Linked DNA regions of Mus musculus: regions 2, 3, 4 and 5 are each linked to region 1. The links are chromatin loops, found by intact Hi-C in ENCODE. Cell type or tissue: heart. All regions are shown on one strand. Region 1 has its middle 14 kb from the start of Foxc1. Region 2 has its middle 2.8 kb from the start of Wrnip1. Region 3 holds the start of Mylk4 (myosin light chain kinase family, member 4). Region 4 has its middle 100 kb from the start of Mylk4. Region 5 overlaps Gmds (GDP-mannose 4, 6-dehydratase).

Region 1 (5,000 bases):
TTCCATTTTTTATTAGGTATTTAGCTCATTTACATTTCCAATGCTATACCAAAAGTCCCCCATACCCACCCTCCCCCACTCCCCTACCCACCCACTCCCCCTTTTTGGCCCTGGCGTTCCCCTGTACTGGGGCCTATAAAGTTTGCAAGTCCAATGGGCCTCTCTTTGCAGTGATGGCCGACATACACTAGCAAGATTTTGCTGAAAGGACCCAGATATAGCTGTCTCTTGTGAGACTATGCCAGGGCCTAGCAAACATAGAAGTGGATGCTCACAGTCAGCTATTGAATGGACCACAGGGCCCCCAATGGAGGAACTAGAGAAAGCACCCAAGGAACTAAAGGGAACTGCAACCCTATAGGTGGAATAGCAATAGGAACTAAGCAGTACCCCGGAGCTCTTGTCTCTAGCTGCATATGTATCAAAAGATGGCCACAAGGCCCAGCATGAAGTGCTTAGCTGTGCCCCCATTTTACATTGATATGTGTGTCTTGTTGAAATCATAAAGAAGGGAATGCACAATACAGTCTCGGTGGGGAACCTTCAAAAATATCCCTGAAAAGAGAAATTTCCAAGATAGGAAACTTTAAAACGAAGATTATGATGAACGAGAAATGGTTCTATGGCTTTCCAACTAGACACTGAGGTTTACCGGAAGCAGAGCATCTGTGGAAGGCTGGGAACACTGTCCTTTACATAGCTCGGGGGCTACTTAGATCCACAAGTGCACATAAGTTATCAAGAATACACATGATATCTTCATCTGCCGTAGTGTGCGCTGGATGGCTCGCAACGGAGAGATTTTTTTCTACCTTTCTTGCAATGTTGTGGAGTGGAACCCAAGCACACTGGACAAGTTCTGGGTCCCGGAACTATCTCGAAGTCATACATTTGAGACATTTTCCCCCCTCATTAACCAAACAAAGTTTGAAGTCAACTGCATGTGCATTAACAAAAACATTAGCTTTCTGGGGTTGGCAGAACAGAGGGTGAACACTTTCTCCAGTGTGGATTCTGGGCTACTGCAAGGTTCATTTAGGCAAAAAAAACCTGTCAAAATGCAAATTTCAGCAATCCTCCAGGTAGAGGAATGAGGCTTTTGCCTGTGAAATCACTGCTTAGCTGAGAGTTGGTGTTGGCTGTTGATTGCAGTGTAGGCAGATGGAATTTGGAGACTGACTGCAACCTGAGACACAAGATCCCATCTAGAGCCTTCCAGAAAGTCCCCATAGACAAGGCTGGAAAGAGAAAGAAGCCAGTGTTGGTGGGGGAAGGAGAGGTGTGAACGGCCTGAAGTAATGTGGTGAGGGGGAAGAGATAACCAAGCCTAAAGCTCCCAGAGCGAGAAAAGAAGCCTTGCTTACTCCCATCACCGGGCATTGGGTTTCACACAAAGCCCTTTATCTCCCTGGGGTCTGATGTTATCACAGCTTGAAAACGGTAAATCGTTTATATAACATTTGCTGATTCACAAAATGAAGGTGCGGTGAATTAACCTAATGTGAGAGGGGCTCAGGCCCAAGTTGCAGGGAATATAGACTTCTCCTGTCATTTGCAGGAATATTATCTGTTGGGAAGCATGGCAGCAGGAAGGGGGGTTGGGGCTGTGGTGGAAGAGGGGGCCCGGCCCAGGGAGGCTGGTTGTCTAGGCTGTTCTTCTGGTTTCTCTGGGTGTGTGTGTGTGTGTGTGTGTGTGTGTGTCCATGAGTTTGTAGCAGAGGTGACTCTGGCTTCCTCAGTAGGAGAATTTTCATGAGGTCTTATCCTTTGGCAAGCTGATTGTTGGAGCTTTGCTGTGACGTTATATGAGAAGGAAGAGCCAGGCTTCTTATATATGTCAATCTTAAATAGAAGAATTGTTCTAAGACCAGGGAAAGGATGAAGAATCGACAAATTTGCTCTATTCAGTGCAGCCAACACGACGTCTTTTACCCTTTATCATTTACAGGGAAAAAGTCGTTCAAAAAAAAAAAAATCCGTTGCACCCAATTTTCGGCACACAGTATGTAAACAGTGCTGTTTAGTTAGGGTTTCATGTCGCGTGTGCAGTTGCTGTAAATTGTATTGTCAGGTTTTCTACCCATGTGTCTACTTATACTTGAAAGTAAACTATAATTGGAATTCAGTATGAAAGACAGGAGCCTGTGCTCTTATATATGCCTCCACGGAAGTTATTATTTCCCACCTTTCCATCTTCCTTTTTGCTCCCTACCCCCACCCGGCCTCCAGGAATCCAAGCGGCGGGCCCTTTTTCACGGACCAACTACGGGAAATGGGGTGGAGCTCTGGCGTCATCTAGTGGCAATGAAGGAGCTGTGCACCTGGGAGACTTAGAAAAAGTCCAGTTTCTTTCACACTAGGGCTTGGCTGGGCAAATCCCTGGCGGTGCTGCATGGCATTCACAAGCTAAGTTTTCCTGCTGAGTCTAGAGTGGCAATATGCGTCTTGGGCTTAAGCTTGAACCCTCAGAGAGAGTCTAGCCATCAAGGTAACTGAACACCATAGTATCTAATTGAGGTCTACATTAGTGGCTTGTTTCTCCAAGGTGGGCAAAACTAGTATCAATAGATCTCCCATCCCAGCTTCTGGCTATTATAAATAAGGCTGCTATGAACATAGTGGAGCATGTGTCCTTCTTACCAGTTGGAACATCTTCTGGATATATGCCCAGGAGAGGTATTGCTGGATCCTCCAGTAGTACTATGTCCAATTTTCTGAGGAACCTTCAGACTGACGTCCAGAGTGGTTGTACAAGCTTGCAATCCCACCAGCAGTGGAGGAGTGTTCCTCTTTCTCCACATCCTCGCCAGCATCTGCTGTCACCTGAATTTTTTGATCTTAGCCATTCTGACTGGTGTGAAGTGGAATCTCAGGGTTGTTTTGATTTGCATTTCCCTGATGATTAAGTATGTTGAACATTTTTTCAGGTGCTTCTCAGCCATTTGGTATTCCGCAGTTGAGAAATCTTTGTTTAGCTCTGAACTCCATTTTTATTGGGGTTATTTGAATTTCTGGAGTCCATCTTCTTGAGCTCTTTTGATTGGATATTAGTCCCCTATCAGATTTAGGATTGGTAAAAATCCTTTCCCAATCTGTTGGTGGCCTTTTTGTCTTATTGATGGTGTCTTTTGCTTTGCAGAAGCTTTGCAATTTTATGAGGTCCCGTTTGTCAATTCTTGATCTTACAGCACAAGCCATTGCTGTTCTGTTTAGGAATTTTTCCCCTGTGCCCATATCTTTGAGGCTTTCCCCCACTTTCTCCTCTATTAATTTCAGTGTCTCTGAGAAGCTGGAAAGAACCCAGATGTCCCTCAACAGAAGAATGGATACAGAAAATGTGGTACATTTACACAATGGAGTACTACTCAGCTATTAAAAACAATGGATTTATGAAATTCTTGGACAAATGGATGTATCTGGAGGATATCATCCTTAGTGAGGTAACCCAATCACACAAGAAGTCACTAGATATACACTCACTGATAAGTGGATATTAGCCCAGAAACAGAACACCCAAGATACAATTTGCAAAACACAAGAAAATCAAAAAGAGGGAAGACCAATGGGTGGATACTTCATTCCTCCTTAGAATAGGGAACAAAATACCAATAAAAGGAGTTACAGAGACATAGTTTGGAGCTAAGGATGGACTATCCAGAGACTACCCCAGCTGGGGATACAGCCCATAATCTGCCACCAAACCCAGACACTATTGCATATGCCAGAAAGATTTTCCTGAAGGGACCCTGTTATAGCTGTCTCGTATGAGGCTATGCCAGTGCCTGGCAAATACAAACGTGGATGTTCACAGTCATCTATAAGATGGAACACAGGGCCCCCAATGGAGAAGCTAGAGAAAACACCCAAGGAGCTGAAGGAGTCTGCAACCCTATAGGTAGAACAACAATATGAACTAACTAGTACCCCCAGAGCTCATGGCATATGTAGCAGAAGATGGCCTAGTCAGCCATCACTGGGAAGAGAGGCCCCTTGGTATTGCAAACTTTATATGCCCCAGTACAGGGGAATGCCAGGGCCAAGAAGCGGGAGTGGGTGGGTAGGGGAGCAGGGGGAAGGGAGGGTATAGGGAACTTTCGGGATAGTATTCGAAATGTATATAAAGAAAATATCTAATAATAATAATAAAAAAAGAAATCCCATCCCTTGGTTCTGAACTGCTGTTTCCATGAGAAGCATCAGAGGCTTGGACGGGTGCAAAGTTACACATGCTATAACAGGGCCCTTGGACCAGTCTGCCCCCATACGTCCCATCAGGACACCATATTCCCTACATTAATATATAGCCCATTACCACAGCAGGCTGTCCCTTTGGTGTCAGTATGTGGAATGAGATGGAATGTGGGTGGGCAGAGCTGTCCCTGTGTTCTGAAAAACAAAACAAAACAAAACAAAACGAAACAAAACAAAACAAAACACGGGCTGGCTCAAGCCCGAAGTAGAGAGGAAGTCCAAAGAATGGCTTCAGGTACATGAGTCTCAGAGGAGTCTGTACTAGTGTTCTCCAGGCATCTGTGTGGTTCGCATGAACGCCACATATGTGCATGCATTCATTCTCAGGGAGGAGTCTGTGAGAAGGTGGAGCCGTTTTCATTTGACCCAGGTGCCTGGCCAGAGGAAGTGGGCGCGGGGAGTAGTTCACCCTGGCCAGGCTATAACATAGCTAGGCATCCTTCTGCCAATCTCACTTTAGCTGGCTGATGTTTTCTGAGCTTCCTGGCAGCTGTAGATTTACACAGACCAGTAGAGCGACTACTGTTACTCCCCCGAGGACCATGAGTGGCCACCCGGCTAGCTAGTTTTTCACCAACTTGACCCAGCTAAGGTTACTGGGGAAGAAGGAATCTCAATTGAAACCAATACCTTCATCAAACTGGCCTGTAGGGGTTTTTCTTAATTAATAATTCATGTTGGAGGGCCCAGCCCACTCCTAGAAGTGCCACCCCCGGGCTGGTGGCCCCAGGGTTATCTAAGAAAGCAAG
Region 2 (5,000 bases), 1.0 Mb before region 1:
ATTTGTAATAAAACTAAAACGAAGTGGAAATACCCCAGAAGTGCCTAGGAAGCTGGAGAAAGGGCTTCGACATAAACACACAAGAGCTACACAGGTAGACAAAGTTCAATTCCGAAGGCTGCTCAAGGAAATGCAATAAAAGGGATTCCCTCCCCTGTGCCCCTTAATTTTACTTTAGGACCTGTCGCCCAAAGTACTTGCTTAATAGTTATCTCTAGCTGATATAATAGTCGTAAACTGAAAATCACCGTTGTATCCCAATAACAAAATGATGGCAGGCAGTCCTTAAAGGTATTTCCAGCAGACAGGAGCAGGAAATGAGTACAATAGGCATTTATAAATGTATATTCTCTGGGTGTAGTGCTGTGTACCTTTAATACTAGTACTCAGGAGGCACTGACAGGTGGATCTCAGAGTTTGAGGCCAGCGTGGTCTACATTTTGAGTTCCAAGTCAGCCAGGGCTACATAATACAAAATTGTATTTTTACTTTTGAAAAGCAAATTTAAAAAGTTAGTGTGGTAGTCTACATCCATGTATTACTGCTTATGATTTTATTATGCTTTTCTGTAAGTTACTCCTTGGAAAGATGCAAAAGGAGCTGGAGAGGTGGCTCAGTAGTTAAGAGCACTTGCTGCTATTGTAGGTTCCTCTTTCAGTTTGCAGCACCAGGTCAGAGGATCTGGCTCCTTATTCTGGCCTCTGGGGGCACTACACCTAGGTAATGCACAGTCATACATGCAGGCAAAACATGTAAATATAAATGTAATACATCTTTTAAAATATTTAAATACATATAGGTAGATTGAGAGGAGTGTGACTTGTTAAGTTGCTAAGGCTGGAATTCTCAACCTGTACCTGGGGGCTACCAAAAACATCAAAATTTTATTATAATTGATTATTGCTGATAATCAGAAATTAAATGTGTTAAGGGAAAGCAAAGACTTATGAATCTTGTCAAAATTTGAGTGTGTATTTACTTTACCACCCAACAGTATACAGCAAGTTACAGTAGAAACTTTTTATTTACTGTTTTCCCACTGAAGGTTTAGTTATCTTATGCTATGAAGTAAACTGGCAATAGCTAATGTGACGTGAGTTACAAATTCTGTTACATACCTAAGTGTAGAACTCATCTGTTCCCGTTCTGGCTCCCAAATAGCTGACACAAAGAACTATTAAGTTTAATAACAAGAAGCAAGCCTAAGCTGGACCATTCTGGGCTATTCTAACCCTCTAAGGCTGATAATACCCAGACAAATGCCCTGTTAACATGCCAATCTGGTCTTCCCCTGGCTCACTCTGGTCCATGTGTGTCCTCATGACTGCTCTTTCATATCAACCTCATGGCAAACATTGGTCTTCTTGTCCCTCTCTTCCTTCTCTCTCTACCTGGCTGAGATCAGAAGTCCAGCCTTCCTATCTCCTCTGCTCAGCCACAGGCTGGTCAGCTTGTTATTACCCAATCAGAGATGATTGGGGAGCGTTTTTTTTTAAATATATATATATATATATATATGTAAATATATATATATGTATATGTATATGTATATATGTATATATATGTATATATATATTATGTGAGTACACGGTTGCTCTCTCCAGACACACCAGAAGAGGGCATCAGATCCCATTACAGATGTCTGGGAGCCACCATGTGGTTGCTGGGAATTGAACTCAGGACCTCTGGAAGAGCAGTCAGTGCTCTTAACCACTAAGCCATTTCTCCAGCCTCTGGGAAGTATTCGTTACACAACATGGATACAGGAGATGGTTCAATAATCAAGACAGTGCTAGCATCCATACAGTGACTGGATCTCTGGGCACAGAAATCAGATCTGAACATACAGTGCACATGACCAACCCTCAATGACTAAGATGCAAGAATAGTAGATTCAAAGAGAAACAAGTCGTGGGCTCATAGAGGAAGAAGTGGGGTTTCAGGGATAAAGGAAGGGAATCCAGTCTCTGGGCGCCCCCCTTTTTCTCCTTGCTTCCATTGTCTTGTGATAGAGATTTAAGCCAGGGTCTCGTACATACTATGTGTTCTACTCTATCTTCATCTTAGTCCTTTTGCACATGTCATTTCACACGTATAAATAAGGCAATTCTCCATATTGAGATACATAACTTACTCACAAAGACAAGAATAGAGTTGAGCCCTTTGAATGGCTATATGGTGAAAATGAACTACATTTAATTTCAAGTTATCTGGAACTGAGTGAGTCACACTGTGGCCCTTGGTAAAGCTACTTAACTTCTGACCCCATTTCCAAATATTAAGGAAGAAAATGACCTCAAAGTTCATTGTGAGAACAGAAGAAATAAGACTAGTATAATACCCCTCCCTGCATTTCTTCTCAAACCTTAGCTCTTTGAAGTTCAAGGTTTTCTCCACTAGGTGGTGATGGTACAAAAAATTAAACCATACCAGCAAGGACTTTAAAAAAAAAAAAAAGAAAAAGAAAAGAAAAAGAAAAAGAAAAAGAAAAAGAAAAAGAAAAAAAAAATCACTCCTTAATTTGTATTGCCTAGCCGAACTTAATTTATTTTTAAATCAGCATAAATACAAATACATGTAAACTCGCTCATAAAATTACAAAAAAAAAAATGTTTTCAAACCAAAAGCCTAGAATTGATTTTCTCCTTTAAAGAGGCTCTGATGGTTTCCATCTGTCTTTGAGTGCTTACTTTGAGCTGTGTATACCTCCTCCTCCTCCTCCTCCTCTTCCTCCTCCTCCTCCTCCTCCTTCTCCTCCTCCTCCTCCTCCTCCTCCTCCTCCTCCTTCTCCCTCTTCTTCTCCTGCCTCAGAAGTCAGAGTGGAGAATGTGGGGCCCTTAAAGACTGGAATAGACCGTCTGATTCAGAAGTGAGTATAACCAGAGTGGCATGCTGCTGTTCTTGGATACTGTGAGCGTCCTGGGGATGCTGAACCTCTGGGCATTGTCTTACGCCCTCATTTCAAGTCTAGTTAATTCCACCTGGCAAGCATCTCAGCCATCTTCAGTCACCTTCATCAAAGCTACCCCTATGGTCATCTGCTGCTACTGCTCCATGATTCTCCTGCCCTACCCAAAGCTCAAGTGTCTCGTTCCTGCATTTTCTTGAGTCTATGCCACATTGCTTATTACGTGTATCCCAACATATTGTAGATATTTTCTTGGTACTGCAAGTAGGACTTTCGAACGCTTTTCCTTACCTTTATTGATATAAAAATGCATGGATTTTTAAGAGTTAATTTTTTCATACTTGTGACTTCCTAGTAGTTTTAAGTGCTTTTGTACTGCCAGGGAAGTGTTAGTGAACACCCCCTCCCCTCCAAAAAATAAAAAATATAAATAAAATTTAAAAAAAAAAATGGGCTGGTGAGATGGCTCAGTGGGTAAGAGCACCCGACTGTTCTTCCGAAGGTCCAGAGTTCAAATCCCAGCAACCACATGGTGGCTCACAACCATCCGTAACAAGATCTGACTCCCTCTTCTGGTGTGTCTGAAGACAGCTACAGTGTACTTACATATAATAATAAATAAATCTTTAAAAATAAATAAATAAATAAATAAATAAATAAACAGACAGGAGCCAATTCAGTGCAAATCACAACAGGTCCTTTAATGGAGCTGGCTCAGGCCCCTCAGCCCACTGCTGACACACAGGATGGTTTTGGTGGAGAGCAGCCCTGAATATCTACCCGGGTGAGGCTTTATAGAAAGCAACAAGTGGGAGGTGAGTGTTTCTAGCCTGAGAAGCATCTAACTGGGAAGCAACTATGGTCTTTAACATAATTGGCTGGTGCTGGGAGTCAAACCATAAACTTAACTTTTGTTTCCCTCTGCATTGGTGGTCGTTGGCAGGGGGTGGGCTTGTTGGGAGTTAACCTGGAAACGCTGAGTTGTTGGGGGAGATTAACCTGGAGATGCTTGTCAGTTGGGGGTCAGCCTAGAAACTGGAGCTAGGCTCAGGTTTTGTTGGGAGGTAACTTGGAAACTAATGTTAGGTACCGGCCTGTTAGTTCACCTGAGTTCAAGTTCTCTAAAATGGAGTCTGAACTTAAAAGATTTGGTCTCTCACTTTTAGGTTGACACTGGGAATGCCAGTCCACTGTGTCGTGCACATAAAAGTCAGTGTTGTGGCACCAGATTGGTTGTGTGGTAAAACACAAAGGCCTTCTGTTAAAGATCGACACAGGAAGCCTGTTCAAATGTGTGCAGGCCATTTGTTGAGCTAGGTGCGGTTTATAGGAAGAGAGGAAAAACTGCTTACTAACCAGATGGTTAAGAAGGGGGACCACTCAGAGTTCTTGTGCTCAGGGGTAGACAGTCATGCTTTGTCCCAGGTTTCATGTTTTGCAAACTCCTTTCAGTGAGAAGTGTCTTGTTTTTATGTGAGTCTGTAACAGCAGGGGGCATCAGTTGAGTGAGCAGGTTTCTTCCACACATGTTCAATTAGAAATAGCTCATGTTTTTTTTGCTGGTTCTGGTAGGCTCTAGAGGTAGGTAGGCCCCGCAAAACATCTTCAAAGAGCTTTGTGCTTATTTGCTTTATACATAGTCTTTAGCCAATTTAATTTGTAGCACAGTTAAAAAAAAAATCTGATCTTTTTCTAGCTGGCACAGATCTTACAAACCTGGGGTTTTCCTGAGTAATAAGATGTCTGTGTTATGCAAATATGCAATGCCCAGTGTTCCCTAGGGTTGAAACTTGGAAAAACGCAGTGGAACTTCCTGGTGATGAACACACAGAAGCGAGAGAGGGTGGCATGCCTTTATTTGAGGAAAGGAGGGTATGGAGCGCTATGCCTTGGCCCTGGGCCTTACTGCTAGCAAAGGGATCTCTGGAGCGTTCCCCCAAAACTCGTCTGCTAAAGCCTTGTTTGCCAGCCTGTGGCACTGTCGGGAGATGAAAGAACCTTTATGAGCTGAATCCTAGTGGGAAGTAGGTCATTGGAGAGGCGCCTTTGAAAAGGATATTAGAATCTTAGCAAACCCTTCCCATTTCTTTCT
Region 3 (5,000 bases), 990 kb before region 1:
CATTTCCCTCTTTCGACTTCCCCATATTCCTCCAACATGTCACCCTCCCAACATTGTTTCTTTCTAAAAGGAATGATTTTCCCTTCCCCAGAAGCAGTTGCTAAAGAGGGGTGAATCATGGAGAACACTCTTACAGCCAGTTTCATCTTGTGCAGGTCTTTTGAAGGTAACCACAGGGTACATAAGTATGAAGTGCATCACAGCCGTCCTTCATACACTCCAGCTCTTACATCGCCTCTGCTTCAGTGATGTTTCCTTAACCTTGATAAGCGGAGAGAGGGAAAGGTGGCGGAGTGGATAAAGACATCCAGTTTAACACAGAATTTGGTTTTACAATCAAGGATTTCTTAGCTCTGTGAAAGGCTGTTTTCCTCTGTATATATTTTTTAGAAGTCATATAAGTCCAAAAATGTCAAGGAAACACTGGAGTGCTGGGACTGCTCATACCTTTACTTTTAGTTTTTCTAGGCATAATGAGCATCTTTAAGCATTTCAGAGTCTGTGGTGGACTTTAGGTCCTGAGGCTAGCAAGGATATGAGCATGCACATAGCACCTAGACAATTAAATGTTGTGGTCAACTATTGTACCAGATAGTTTGTATTCCAAACCATCAAGCTTGAACAGTATGACTTAACAGAACTGTGTCACTGATGCCAAAGTTTATAAGACAGACAGCTAGGACACATAGATACAATCAAAATTATTTTCTCTGATGACTAAGTAGCAAATGCTGAGTATATATTATATATGGGAATATCCATATGTACATGGCTGTACAAATCTGCATCTCCAACCTACACCCTATATGTAGATCTCCGTTTCTATGATGTTGGGAGCCTGTTTCTATGGCCTTCCATAGTCATCTCATATCACTTCACCTTTGTCCTTTCAGGTATGCAGAAGGAATCTGTAAATCATCCAGTTTATGGTCTCCCCTTTATACCCTGTGCCTAATCCATCACAAATCTTGTTGGCTCCAAACAAAATGTGAAAGCATGCATGGGATTCTAGAACCAAATCGAGGGGGGGGGTGGAGAAAGTTAACTATTGGGTTTTGTTAATAATAGTGCATCTGCTGGCCCCGAATCTCTAATGCTTGTGACTAAGAGCCAAGGATATAGGAATCATGACTTTATTTGTTTTGGTCTGACTGGAGGCATGGCCACATACATCTTCCTTATTCTGAGACAGATTTGTTGTTGTCAGCATTCATACACATGCCTATAGAAGTTGGTAGCCTGAAGTCAGTTCAGCCTTTTGAGAATGCTTTGTGGAATAATGTATCTTCCTGAAGAACTAAGTTTTGGAATCCTAAAAAAATAGCAACAGTTCTGCTTTTCAAATAAGATTCTTCTAAAATCCTTCAAATACTACTTAAAATGGAAAACACTCATTTTTGTCTTGACTAGAAACATTGATCTAAACACACACACACACACACACACACACACACACACACACACAAGCAAAGGGCCAGAGGCTACCTGTGTAGCAATGGGACACAGAGGACTTCATAAAGGCTAAACAAGACGTGACAATTGTCTGGGTTGTAAACAATTAGAGACTGCTTATAATGTCAGTTTTAGCTTATCAGCAATGGAAGTTCCATATCAAGTGTATACATCTATGAATAGTAGACCTGGGAAGGTGCTTGTTTTCATGATAATTTGGAAAGAGTTGCAGTGTTACTCACAAGAATCTGTGAGAAACATGCCTCTAGTCTTTGTACCTTCCTGGATATATATGCCTTTGCCTTTCCCCCTGAACTAGGGAGAGTTGGAGACTTTTCAAATAGTATTATGATGGAGTAAATTAAGCACTATTCACTAAATGCATTCAGAAGGCCCCATACTACATTCGAATCACTTCAAAGTCATCAAGACAAATGTTCCTGGGACTTTGAGCTCCCATTCCTTTCGTCCTGGCAGCTACAATCATGTCTGAGAGGAGTATGCGACCACCCAGCACAAATCCAGCCCGGTAATTACAAGGGGCGGAGAGGGGAAGGTAAAGGTGATATTTCATCCAGTGTTCTCAGTTCATCCTCTCCTTACCTGACCTTTGAAATGGAGCCATCAGCTTTGAAAGGCCTGGCATCTAAAATTAATATTCTTCCCCATCTGACTAAGGAAGGAACAGCTGAGCAACATGAGCTCAAGGAGCACATTGGTTTAAACAGGGGCTCGGCGTGGCATTTGAGAGGGAAGACACTTCCTCTGGTGGTAGACACTTGCCTTGCTAGATGACTTCTGCCCACTGAGAGTGAAGTCTCTTACTGCAGAGTCCTGCAGTCCCTCTGAATTCTGCAGATCCCTGTTATCGGCCGAAAAGAATCCTCTACTTGCGGAGTGAGTGGGTCAGACTCCAGGATGTCCTCCTACAGATGGTAATCACTTCTGTTTATTGTTAGAACTGATCCAGTTGCATTTTTCTCTCTGTGCTGCTTTAATTAACAAGAAGTCGTTCCAAACTGCAGGCAGAGCTCAGTGCTTGGTATTTCTGTACTGAATGATTGTGTGCTAAACCTAAACTTCTGTCTTAATATGTCAAGTTTTGAGGCTTCCTAGTCTATTTTTGGTATTACCTGCAATTCAACATTATATCTTAACCACAGTTCACCATTAAACAGAAATGCATCTGTCTTCTTATTTTAAGAAGTTCCTCCTGCCAAGAAAATGTTAAAAAAAAATACTAATAATGGTCTATAATGAACCTGTAGAGTTCTAGTTGATGTTATCTGCATTTTTTAAAATGTAAGTTCTTTAGGCAATATATACAAATTCGTAGAGTATTTAAAATACCTTATAACTCTAGGAGGTTATTTTACTCTATGAATTGTAAAAATGAAGTTCCACTGGGAGATTGAGAAATGATTATTACAAACTTCAGCGAGTTTCCAGCAGGGGGCCTCAGGGGCTAGCCACTAGAAAGCCCAAATTCAAATCTTGTCTTAATCTTTGTCTCCTTGTATAGCCAAGTAATACATAAATACACAGACGCATTTATGTGTCTAGAATTAAGTGTTACTTTGTTGCGTGTACATTACTGAATTTGTAAGGAGAGTATTTTAGAGAGAGCATGGGCAGCCGAGCTCAGTGTGCAGCTGTTAGTAAAGATGCAATGAAAAGTGGCTGTATTCTTCCTCTGAAATGAATTTCTTTTAGGAAAAAAAAAATCAATACAAATGTCTTAAGATGTAGGCAAGAGGAGTGGGGTGTGGCTCAGAGGTAGAGGTGTTTGCCTAATTTGTGTGGGTTATTGGGTTTAATCCCTAGCACTGAATACCTTAAAGAGGATGCAGGCAGAAAATCCCTATGGTGACACTGCCCAAGAAGGAGTCACAATTTCCAAAGGAAGAGGAATTCCCTCTTCTGAGACCAACCTCTCTTTCTTGTAGGGCTGTGAGGAGAAAGCCATGCCATCGAAGTCTAAAACCCCAGTTCTCATACTGTGTTTTAACCGGCCACTTGACATGGTGTCAGAGTTTTTAATTTGCCCCTTATGTCCTGCAGCTTGGCTAAATTTTAGTTTGTGAAGAAAAAAAAACTGTTAATAAATAGACATCTAGAAAACAAAAACAAAAACAAAAACAAAGACAAAGACAAAGACAAAAACAAAAACAAAAACAAAACATGCCCCTCACAGCATGGGAGTGTGAAACTCAAAGGGGGGGACAGCATCCTGGTCCTTTATTGAAAGCCTGAAGAGACTGAATTTTGGACTTTTTGGGCGCGGGGAGGAAGGAAGATCAAAGAAAAGTGCACAAACATCTCGGCTGCAAGTGAAACCTTTCAGATGTCAGCCTCCCATGGTCATCTCTGTTCAAGGCAGGTGTGAGGCCCACTGTCTCTTCTTCAAGCAGCAGTGAATCAGTCTTTCCTGAAGGGGGCATATACCAGACAGAAGAACCTCTATAGTCATCTATTACTTCTTAACCTAGATGATATAAATTTCCTTTTACAAAAGGATTTTCCCAGATGTTCCTATGTGTAAAAGGCCTGTGGTTTATTTGAATAACCAATTTGAAATATACTGCATAAACAACACTGGGGTCCTATTTCTTACTTTTTCTCAGTGTATGTCTTGTTTAATGCAGTGAAGGATGCGCACAGCCACCTGGCATGGTACTTCTTACTATTTGAATCTCTGAGAAAATGCTAAAAAAAAAAATAATAAAAATAAAAATAAAAATAAAAATAAAAATTGTTGTTTTCCTTTTAAAAGTTCTAGCAGTGGAAAAAGTTTCCATGTGAATATCCAGGTTGCTCCTGATTTGGGAAGTTGATGGAGAATAAGTGACCTGAAGGTTTTGTTTCTTTGTTTCCTTTCTTTATAGTCAAGAGAAGGGAGTGCTGAGCAGTCATGATTGTGTCCTCATTTACAAATCTGAGACAGAGGGAGATGAAAGCCCCACTCCTGACAGCAGCCTGATCAGGCTCACCACCAGTATGTTGAAGGTGAAGAGGCTGGAAGAAATCAGCTCGTGCCACAGCAGCAACCCGCTGGAGAAGGTGGCGTTTTTCCAGTGCATGGAGGAGGTGGAGAAGGTGAAATGCTTCCTGGAGGAGAATTCGGGGGATCTGGACCTGCAGTCTGGAGACAATGAGGTAACCATGTTCTACCTTACCTCTTGGACAGTGCCTTTTATGTTCAAGTTCAATGTTGTCATGTGTGTGTAGGAGGAAGGAAGCTTGCAAAACAGATTTCCATTCCACTTGTCTGAGGACTGTGGGTAAACTCTACCCTTGAGTTGGGTTGATAGTTTGGAAGACTCTGAAAGTGCATTTTCCCTGCAGTGCTGAGGAGTGTTGAAATGAGTTCCTGGGGACTGTAGCTCAGTGATAAAGGATGTGCATAACCTGCTGGAGGCCCTCGATTCCATATCATCACCCCTGTCAACCAAACATGCATGAGTGCATACATACATATTAATGGAATATGCTATAGAAAACGTGTTTCAGAGAAGGATCATGTAAAACGCAGGTTTGGGCTGGAAACT
Region 4 (5,000 bases), 890 kb before region 1:
AGTCTGAGTGGTCTGCTCCCAGCCTACTTCTAGGTGGCGAGGCCTAGGGTGCAGCAGTAGAGGGAAGCAGAAAGAATGGGTAGTTCTGGGGAAGGCTGTGTTTCACCGTGAGCTGGCTTTCAGGAGATCATGACTAACTGCGCCCACTACGACGCATTGCGTTCTGTTCCGAGGCACCGAGACGAGACACTGCCATTTTGTAAAGCTCCTAGGAAGAGTGTCACATCAGTCAGAAGCAGGCAGCCAAGCCACCTCAAGGTGGATGTGATCAAGAAACAGAAAATCCCAAGTTTGATCAAGGGCAGGAGAATACAGAGTTCTCTGCTTTGTCAAATTTTGATGTGAGAAACAGCCTGGCAGTTCTACTAAACAGATACAGAATTGGATGTAGGGTCTTGAACAGACATCTCTACTTATCCCCATCACAGTGTTATTTACACTAGATTAAGCAGGAGAGCGATCAGTGTCTACTGACAGGTAAATGGACGGGCATCAGTGGGGTATGATTCAGTCTCAAGTAGGAAAGAAATTGTGGTGCTTGCTATCTCGAAGAAGTTGATGACTTAGTGCTACACAAAATACACCAGTCATGAGGGGGCAAGTGCTGTCACCCCACTTCAGAGTGGTCAGATCCACAAGGACAGAATGCAGAACGCTAGATGAACACGTGAGGTTTCCAGGAGCTAGATAGCAGCAGTGGTTGCACATCAGTAGGAATGTTTATCTGACATGGTTCCAGCTGCATATGTAGCGGAGGATGGCCTTGTCATGCATGTATCAATGGGAAGAAAGGTCCTTGGTCCTATGAAGGCTTGATTGATGTCCCAGTATAGGGGAATCGAGGGCAGGGGAGGCGGGAGTGGGTGGGTGGGTGGAGGAGCATCCTCAGAGAAGCAGGGAGAGGGAGGATGGGATAGGGGGTTTCCAGGAGTAGGGGGAACTGGGAAAGGGGATAACATTTGAAATGTAAATAAAGAAAATATCCAATAAAAAAGAAAAAAAAAGAATGCTCATCTGGATGGTGACTGGCTCTAAAACTGGGTGGGCAATTTTATATTAGGTACATTTTGCTACCATTACAAAAACAAGATGCCCGTTAAAGCAGTGGACACTCGTTTCCATGGTAGAGGAGCCACACTCGCCCCCCTCCATTTCACTCTGGGCCATCACTTGCCAGGTCCACAGTGGGGAGAGGCTGAGATTGCAGAGCATAGTGTGGCATTCACACACATTCCTTGTTGTGTTCATTTAGAATTTCTTTCTTTTTCTGGGTTGCATTATTCGTTATTTCATTCCAAACCATCACTTGTCTGGGTCTGGAGAGATGACTCAGTGGTTGAGAGCACTTGCTGCTCTTGCAGAGGATGCTTGCTCAGTCCCCAGCATCCATGTGGTGGCTCCCAGCTGTTTGTAACTCCTGGTTTCCCTGAGTAACAGGCACACATGTGGTACGTAGTTATACGTGTAAACAAAATCCTTATGCCTATAAAACACAAATAATAAATCTTTAAAAATTAACCAAAAATGAAGCATCACTTGTTTTCAAGAGCAACTCTTTTACTGATCGGGCAAATATATCCCACGCAAGAAAATGCCCAACCACAATGAGGCCTTGCTGGCTTTTTGGGTTTTGTTTTGAGATAGACCTCATGTTGTCCAGACTGGCCTTGAACTCTCTGTGTAGCTCTGGGTCCTCAGATTTCCATGTCCAGATTGCTGGTGGGGCAAGCCTTCGCCAATGGCCTTAGCTCTGGTGCTTTGTCACTGATATACAGTATTTTTTTTCTAATTTGCAGAAGTTGGTTCTCACAAAGCTGTTCCTTTGGAAGAAACTACAAGCACTTAAAAAATAAAATAAAACAAAACACTGCCCTTCTTTTCCATGAAAAGCTGGTAGAATGAGAATCAGTAATCTGTTCGTTTATGGAGACAGAGAGTTAAGTATCTAGGATTATACTGCCTGGAGTGAAAAAATAACAAAAGGAATATGCTGCTCTGGACTCCAGTCCTCCACCCAACTCCCAAGCACACAGCAGGTTTTTTCCCACCCTAAACTGGAGGAGTTTACACCGAGCCATTGGAACTTTAAAGGGCCAGCCTGGGAAAAGAGGCTTCATCACACTTACACATTTGCTCACCACTGACGGTTCTCACAGGGGAGAGTAGTGAAGCCCGGTTTCTGGTTCCTGGAGAGCCTAAATTATGAGTTTATAGATGGAGTACACAATGTGAAAACTAGACATAAAAACGTAATAAAATAAAGGAAAGGAAACACATTCTAAAACAATTGAATATTTACATGAGTTTTTTCTTCTTTGAGTCTTTGTAACCTCAGGGCCTCATGGGGAATTCCTTACATTGTTCAATTATGGTTTCTTTGGGATTAGTGGGAAACGTTAGTGAGAGCCCCCCCCCCCCCCCCACGTCCAGCCTGCAACCTATGGCTGTCTTACTCAAGTAGACCACCAGAGGGCAATGTTGTCATTCACTAGCACGCTGCGCCCCACCCCATGGGACTCACAAGCTCTTTCCAGCCTCTAGTGCTTATAATACTTCGTGTTATTATTTTTTTATTTTAAAAGCGCTATTCCTCAGCAGATTCCTCTTCCCCTCCCTGTTCCCAGTTGCTTCAGAGAACCTCGCAGAAGTAAGCACAAGTAAGAGGTACAAACCACTCAAAGGATAGGGTGGTGGACTGACGGGTGTGCTCAAAGGGGTATAGGGAAAAAACATGGAGGCACAAGACCTGACCAGAGCATGGAGTCTTCCTCACCAAGCAGGAAAAATAATTGTGTTCAGTGGGGTGCCTGCACGAACGTATTTTCATAAGAGGAAAGATCAACTTTGAACGTTAACAACCTATGCACTCCCTGGTAGCCAAGGCATTCTGGGCCAGAATCAGCCCTGGCATTCGGTCCAGCCCTGTTTCTGGCTTCAAACTATTGTGTTCTTAAAATTTAAAAACAAGACCAGCGTATTGAAATTTTTCTCTCTACTACAAAATTGTAAGAGGTGGTGGGGAAGGTGACCAGGAATAGTTGACAGCACAATAAAACACTAATGGGTTCCTGCGGTGTTATGTCAGAAAAGACAACTGAGACCCCAGAGAACTAAGATTAGCCAGAGGGTGTAGAACGGGTGTCTGTGTATCCCTCTCCTTCACTGGGGTCTGGGTATGGATGACACCCCGCTGAGGCTCCCCATTCCTTATCTGAAGACAGGAAAGCTGTCCAAGGAGACCTGTCACCAGCTAGCTTGTCAACTTTCTAACAATTGGATTCCGAAGAATGGAAGGTAGGGGCGTGTCAGAGAGAAAAAAAAAAAAAGAACAAAGGACTTTGCCGTGGGCAGAGAGCTCGGCCTTGTGTATGGCTGAGCTGGCGTTTCCGTGGTGGGCCCAGGTTTCGGTTGTGTAACCACCAGCCAACCGTCATCCCTCAACAATGAAGGCCTGGTGAGGGCTAGCTAGCCTATTTTTGTCTCACGAATTTGTGGACTCCATTCAAAAGGTCTGTGGTGCCAAGTCAAAGTGAAGACAGGTTTGACTCACAGCCACCTGGCTCTGGCCTTGGTGGGTGGCATTGGCAGGGAAAGATGGCCCGGAGTGGCATGCGGGGGTATGCACTTGTGACTCAGGTTGGTGCACATTCTAAAACCTGGATGTGTGGCAAGAACATTCTCTGTCCGTTCCCATAGCCTCCCTGACGCCCTCGCAACCCATGTCAGAGCATTGGAAAGTAGGGACAAACTTTCCTGGGGTTTGTCTACCCTGACAGGAGCAAGTGTGTGGAAAGTGAGTCTCTCTGATGACTTGGGGTGTTTAAAAGCAATTTGTTTAAAGCCTTCACCACTTTCTGAGTCTGCTTCTAGATGTCTGGAATATAAATCATTGAGTTTACATTTCAGATAATCAGAGGAGATAAGTACTATTGCACCCATTCTGTAGATGTGGAAACTGAGGTCCTCAATAGTTCTCTGACTCATGCAGGTCACAGCTGATGGGAATAGTTTTGGAATCTGAAGTCAGACTTCAGATTTAGAACCTTGTGTTCCTCCCCTCTTATTTTCATGTTTTCTTCCTATTTAAAAAAAAATACTTCATAGATTTGATAAAATAAAGCAACAACTCAAATGCCATCCTCTGGGGCTATTCAGGGATGAAGAATGACTGTGCTGGTAATCCCAGTGGTTGGGAGACTGGGGTAGAAGATTGGGAGTTCAAAGACAGCTCTGGCCTCAAGATAGATAGATAGATAGATAGATAGATAGATAGATAGATAGATAGATAGATAGATAGATAGATAGATAGATAGAGTGGGTGGGTAGATGGATGGATGGATGGATGGATGGATGGATGGATGGATGGATGGATAGGTAGGTGGGAAGACAGGCAGACAGATGGGAAGAAAGACAGAAAGACACAAATATAAGAAGAAGGAAAAAAAGACTAGGCAAAGTTTCATCAGTTACAATAACAAACAGCGCCACACTCCCAGCCAATCTGAAGTGTCCCTTCTCCTTTCTGAAACGCCAGTAAACAACCCCACAGGCATCTGAGGGCAGAGCTGAGTGATTTTACAATACTTGGCACCTAGAGCCTCAGTGAGCATGGCTTTGTTTTTACTGTTGAGCAAAATCTGTTGTGTTCCGATTGATTTCCTTTTCTGAGTCAGAGCAGAGACTCGCACTATGACTTGGCTGTGGAATATTCATGAGGTCCTAGTGGAAGAGGCTGTGATTTGATTTTAATGCACGTTGACTAATGGCTTAATAATCCTGAAGAGAACTGACAGAGCCCTGATAATAGAAGAAGAATTTGGGTTGCAAGATCTGAAGACATTGATATCCAGGGAGGTCAGAAGATTAAAGATGAGATAGTGACTTCTAGGCATTGCATGTCAGGATGAGAGCTTGCTGCAGAGCAAACGCATCCTGAGGTCTCACTTATATAATAAAGGGGTCCTTGCTGTGATGCACACCTACCCTTCCTGCATTCAGAC
Region 5 (5,000 bases), 500 kb before region 1:
TGTGAATGAGGATACTGGCTTCTCACCAGTGTTTGGATCTTTGTAGGGAAAGCAAACCCGTTATCAAGCCTGAGTTTATTACTTCGCCTTTCTGCCCCTGTTCTTTGTATGTAGTCCCAGATATGAGGTTATAGACAGGGCACGAATGGCTAGGAAGGCTGACTCTGTGCAGCACTTCTCTGATAAATGACACTGTTTTCCTTTGAACCCAGGCCTTCTGATTCTGGTGTGTGTTATCTTCTACCTGTATTTGTGTTGTTTCTGGATCACACCTTGAGGAGAAAGTGCCTTCCATCTTTATAGGTGACAGTACTTGGCTATTCATACTGTCTTTTAGACTTTACAACAGCTCTGCCATTGATCTCCTAATGCTGGCTGTGTCAAGGGGCACCTGCAATTAGGAAATTCGACAAAAATACAGCCTTGCCATCCTGTTTAGAGTGCTTCCAGGAAGTAGGATACTTAGGTTTTCCGTGGGGTAAATGTCAAGTGTCCATCACACATTTGATATGCCTACACCAAAGCCAGAGCTTCTCTAGCAACAGTGTTCCCTTGTGAAGTGGAACAGTGTAGAGCCAAGCAGGTCTTTTACTGGAAATGTCTTCATTTTTATAGACCTGGCCCCTGAAGTGGTCAGGTTTAGCAACTTTGGAGACCACACAGGGAGTAGGGCTGTGAGAACAGCTGGCAACAAAGCCCCCTCCTACCAGCCAAATGGTCTTTCCCTGAAACTGTCTACTTTCCTCAGGAAACGAGTCTTTTAATAGCAGTCTACCCTGCACTGAGGACCTGGGCTAGGGTATGAATAGAGAGGCATCCTTTGAAGCCTTCTTTCCATTCAGCATTTCCACTCAATGAGCTATGTGGTCTTTGAATCTCTGGGATGAGTCAGGAATGTGGCATGCTTTGAGAGGAGCCTGGAGGGAAGCCTTTGGCATCTGTGTCTGGTACACATCCCAGTACATCCAGAGGTGGGAGTAGAGCTTATAATGGTTATGTGAGCTTCCTAATTGCATTTCTTTAATGTGGAGTTTATTGATTCTACACTGAAGAGGAATGAGGGAGTTGTAGGAGGCTAGAGACTGCTATAGACTTCACCTACTTAATAGTTCAAAGGCTTACCTTATCCTTGGCTTTTTAAAAGACTTTTTTGAGCATATATTAATTATATGCACTAGTAGGCTTCATTATGGCATTTTCATAATGTACATAATGTATGTCAATCATATTGACCCATTATCATGTCTCCTTTCCTACTCCTAGTCCATTCCTTTTCCTAGTTATCTATCTTATTTCATGTTGTGTATTTGTTTCTGTGTTGTGTGTATTGTGTGTGTGAGAGGGAGAGGGAGAGGGAGAGGGAGAGAAATTGATTCTTGCTATACTACCTAGACGAGTCTTTAGCTTTTGGACTCAGGTAATCTTCCTGCCTTTGCCTGTCTTAGTAGTTGTGGCTACAGGCAAATGTCCCTGTGCCCCACAATGAAAGATCAGTGCACTATCTACTTTTGTGTTGCTGACAGGACCATGATCGTTTAGAAGTTAAATTAGCCTTTTCCTGAACTTCCTGGAACTAGGCAAGAAGCAAATTCCACAGGAAATCATAAGCTGCTACTTATATTTTTATTAAGAAGATTTTCTAAAACACTTATTGAGTTGGTTTGGATTTATGTTGAGAAAATATAACACAACTTGGAGATGCCTAGAGTGGGTTTTTGGGGAATGTGTTTCCTACTTAGTGGTGCACTTTTAGTGCGTCGGCATGGTGTTGGGGCTTGCGGTGCTCACCCTCACTGACTTTTGGGAACAATCTTCCTTGGGTGGTAGGCACTGAAGGCGTCATGCTGTATGCACAGGACCCAGTGTTTACCGTGTTATAGGAAAACAGGCCACCAGGTGGCTCCAGTATATAGTGTCTGCTGTGTTTAGTCCTCATTAAGTTTTGCTTAAAGTTGCTGTGCTTCAGATAGGGCATTTGATATGATATGAGCCATTGTCGGAGTTTATTTGCATTTCCACATATTCTTAGAATGCTGCAGCAGAATCATCACTACAGCTTTGAGTCATCACTGACTGACATTTACAAGGTTTTGACACAGACACCTCTGTGAGAATAATACAGCAGACTGACTTTTTTTTGGCTGAGATAAATAATAATCTTGGAATGTCCTGACAGTTAACATATTTATGACTTATTTTGACCTTTAATTTCCACATTTGCAGATAAAACAAATAAATAATATTTTTTCCTTTTTCCCTTTACTTCTTTTTGTAGTATTGGGGTTTGCTCCCAGAGCCTCATGCGCATGATATGGGCAAGCACTGTCTCATTGAGCTACATCTCTAGCCCTAGGTGTGCCTTTTCAATGCAAATTATGAGGTGGTTTATACTGTATTATTTCTCTACGTGCCTTCTTTAGAAAATAAAGAAGGTACACTATAGCTAGGAAATTAACATGTCAGTTTTATAGATTTAATATTCTCTCTTAAAAATCAAGTAGTTATTCATGCCATGGAAAGTTTCCATATAGCTTTCCACTTATGTCAGGAGAAAGTCTGAAAATATGTTTTTACTCTGTTTTAGCATATGTATACATTAAAGTTCAAGTATGCTACCCAAGTTCAAGTATACTCCCCTTAGCAGTCCAAGACATCATAGTTTTGGTTTTAATACTTTTTATTTCTTAACTTCAGAATCCCTGGAATTAAATTTTCTTTTGGTAAACTTAAAGCATATTGGAAAGTAACATACCTCAAAAGTTTAATGTCCACTTTCCTGTTTATTTAGGTCACAATTTTTAGGCAGAGTCATTAGGCTTTATCACTTCTGTTACAGAATAGGAAAAGTCTGTTTTCTTTGTATAAAATATAGGTTGGTTTTTTTTTTTTTTTTTTTTTTGCAGAAAGGTCTTTCCTATCAATTTCATATAAGTACATTTATCTTAGAAAAGAAACCAAGGTCTTTACTGATGTTATTAAAAATAATGTTTTCTTTTGCTTTATGGTAAAAGTTGATAATTCCAATGACAGTTTAAGAAGTGACTGTGGCTAACAGCATGATGTTTATTAAATATAGCTACTGTGCTTGGCAGAAATAGTGTTACTGAGTCTGAACGTATTTATATATTCAGTTAACTATGCTAATGTCTCTCTTTTATGCATGGTTAGTCAAGTACTAACTAAGAAACTGAAACAATGGATCTTTGTTAGGGTCTTTATATTTGCCAGGGGAATTAATGTGGTTTTAAAGAACTCCTCTGTTCATACTATATAAAGGAAGCTGTTTGAATTTTCCCCTTTCTTCGTGATTAGGAAAACACAACAACCAAAATATATATTTGTGGTAGCTCTTTTCAAACCTAGGGACCCTGGGTTGGCTTGCATATGGAACCATTTTGCTACAGTGATAAAGGGATTAGGCTGCAGAATGTTGATTAATAAAGAGGAGAATAAAAATCATAGAAAATGGTTTAAGGTACAATTTATTGTTATTATGTTTGTTTATCAGGTTTAAACTACAAGTTTGTGTGTGTTTTATTAAACTGTTCAGAGTGGGGTGTAGCTCAGTTCTTATATAGCATGTGAGAGGTGCTGGGTCTGACCCCACGGGACAGATGTCAACAGTGACAGTGCTGTATTAGGAACTAATTTGGATCTTTAAGAATGATGAGGTTGTTTTCCACAACTTAAAAGTCTCACATATGTGAAGGGTTTTTTTTTTTGCATTTTAATGTCATTTCTTGTATTAAAATTCTTTATAGTTTTTGTTGGTATGTTGCTTCAGAGATTACTGTGAATTTAAAATGTAATATTTGAACTAAAAGAGAATTGAGATGTGCAGTGTATAGAGGGGCCTTGATTGGCAGATCCTCCTCCTCCTCCTCAGTCCAAACTGCTGACAGCACTGATTAGGTCAGGGTTTCCCAGGACATGGGAACCAAGTAACTTGATTTGTATCATGACAAATTAAGAAAGACAGGTGATATTTATAATGGTCCCCCCCTCCCCGAACTTAAACTAAGCTTCCATTCTGGTGTTCAGGGGCCCATTTTGTGGGAATTTGCCAGTTTTCTGGTTAGGGAGTGAAATTTGTAGCGTGTAATAATTTCTTTTCTGAGCTGTGGATTGAACTCAGGGCCTTGTACTCTCTAGGCAAGTGCTCTACCACCGAGCTGAACCCCAAACCCCTAGATAATTTCCTTTAACTGCACATAACTTTTTAAAAAGCCTTTTTAATATTTCTATTAACAACAAAAAGTGAAACAAATTTCTTGGTCTGGAGCACTTGCAATTCATGCACTGAGGGCAGTGTGTTGCCACTGGAACATTTGGTAATGTGCTTGAAGGCTGGTGGCTCTTCTTCTAGCAGTAGTGGTATGTCGGTGGTGTTATAACTTTTCTAAAAAACATACTTTTATGTGTATGAATGCTTTGCCTGAATGGATGTATGTGCACTATGTGCCTTCCTGGTGCCTACAGAGGCTAGAAGAGTGTGTTAGATTCCCTGGAGTTGGAATTACTGATGGGGTAAGCCACCATGTGGGTACTGGGAATTAACCCAAGTTCTTTGCAAGAGAAACACGTGTTCTTAACTGCTGGGTCATTTCTTCAGCCTGTGTCATCATTTTTGAGATGGTCAAATTTGTAATAAAATATTTCTTACCTTTTTCTTTAAAGTCACACACTTTGCAATTCATATTTCATGTCTATATAAAAATCAAGTTAGTGTCTATTCTCAGACAATACATTCTTTTACTCACATGACTTTTCAGAAAGACTTCTAGTCATAATGAATTCAGGATAGCTTTAGGCTGTCCTGGATGTCATGAGACCTATATCATTCCTGATTTCCATCCACCAGTACTATTAGTATTCCAGTGATGTGACAGCCAAAATGGTTCCACAAATCCCTAGATTCTCCCTTTCAGTGCTGGGAATGAAGGCTTTGAGAGCCTGTGGTTAAGCCCAAGGGCATTACTCAGCTGAGCTCCTTTCAGCAG

What was found. Hi-C counts contacts between places; a loop is a spot of excess contacts. Peaks named below come from ENCODE experiments on the same cell type or tissue, not always from the same donor. Only the 100,000 strongest peaks of a DNase experiment are listed, where the experiment ranks them.
Region 2: it touches region 1 in a loop (5-fold over the local background); 10 of 42 quality-filtered maps call a loop at or near these places.
Region 3: it touches region 1 in a loop (4-fold over the local background); 6 of 42 quality-filtered maps call a loop at or near these places.
Region 4: it touches region 1 in a loop (5-fold over the local background); 31 of 42 quality-filtered maps call a loop at or near these places.
Region 5: a loop joins it to region 1, with 7 times the contacts of the local background. A loop is called at or near these places in 21 of 42 quality-filtered maps.

The regions. Positions count from the first base shown.
Region 1 is chr13:31,789,984-31,794,983 of GRCm38, reverse strand. No RefSeq gene overlaps it. Among named protein-coding and RNA genes, the nearest start is that of Foxc1, 14 kb to the left of the region's middle. In heart, no CTCF peak of the experiment used is centred here; a DNase peak (open chromatin) is centred at 2,263; H3K4me3 peaks cover 979 bases; H3K27me3 peaks cover 716 bases.
Region 2 is chr13:32,796,718-32,801,717 of GRCm38, reverse strand. It overlaps a transcript of Mylk4 not described here. Among named protein-coding and RNA genes, the nearest start is that of Wrnip1, 2.8 kb to the left of the region's middle. In heart, CTCF peaks have their summits at 696, 2,388 (motif pointing right) and 4,392 (motif pointing right); no DNase peak of the experiment used is centred here; H3K4me3 peaks cover 522 bases; H3K27ac peaks cover 607 bases.
Region 3 is chr13:32,781,166-32,786,165 of GRCm38, reverse strand. It overlaps Mylk4 (myosin light chain kinase family, member 4), which reads left to right and starts at 2,202. Exons shown (of 15, transcript NM_001368880.1): 1 at 2,202-2,387; 2 at 4,338-4,608. The coding sequence starts at 4,450. In heart, a CTCF peak has its summit at 2,897 (motif pointing right); no DNase peak of the experiment used is centred here.
Region 4 is chr13:32,678,819-32,683,818 of GRCm38, reverse strand. No RefSeq gene overlaps it. Among named protein-coding and RNA genes, the nearest start is that of Mylk4, 100 kb to the left of the region's middle. In heart, CTCF peaks have their summits at 2,297 and 2,496 (motif pointing right); DNase peaks (open chromatin) are centred at 2,498 and 3,448; H3K4me3 peaks cover 193 bases; H3K27ac peaks cover 384 bases; H3K27me3 peaks cover 235 bases.
Region 5 is chr13:32,294,554-32,299,553 of GRCm38, reverse strand. The region is part of intron 1 of Gmds (GDP-mannose 4, 6-dehydratase); the gene reads left to right. Among named protein-coding and RNA genes, the nearest start is that of Gmds, 41 kb to the left of the region's middle. In heart, a CTCF peak has its summit at 1,892 (motif pointing right); a DNase peak (open chromatin) is centred at 1,863.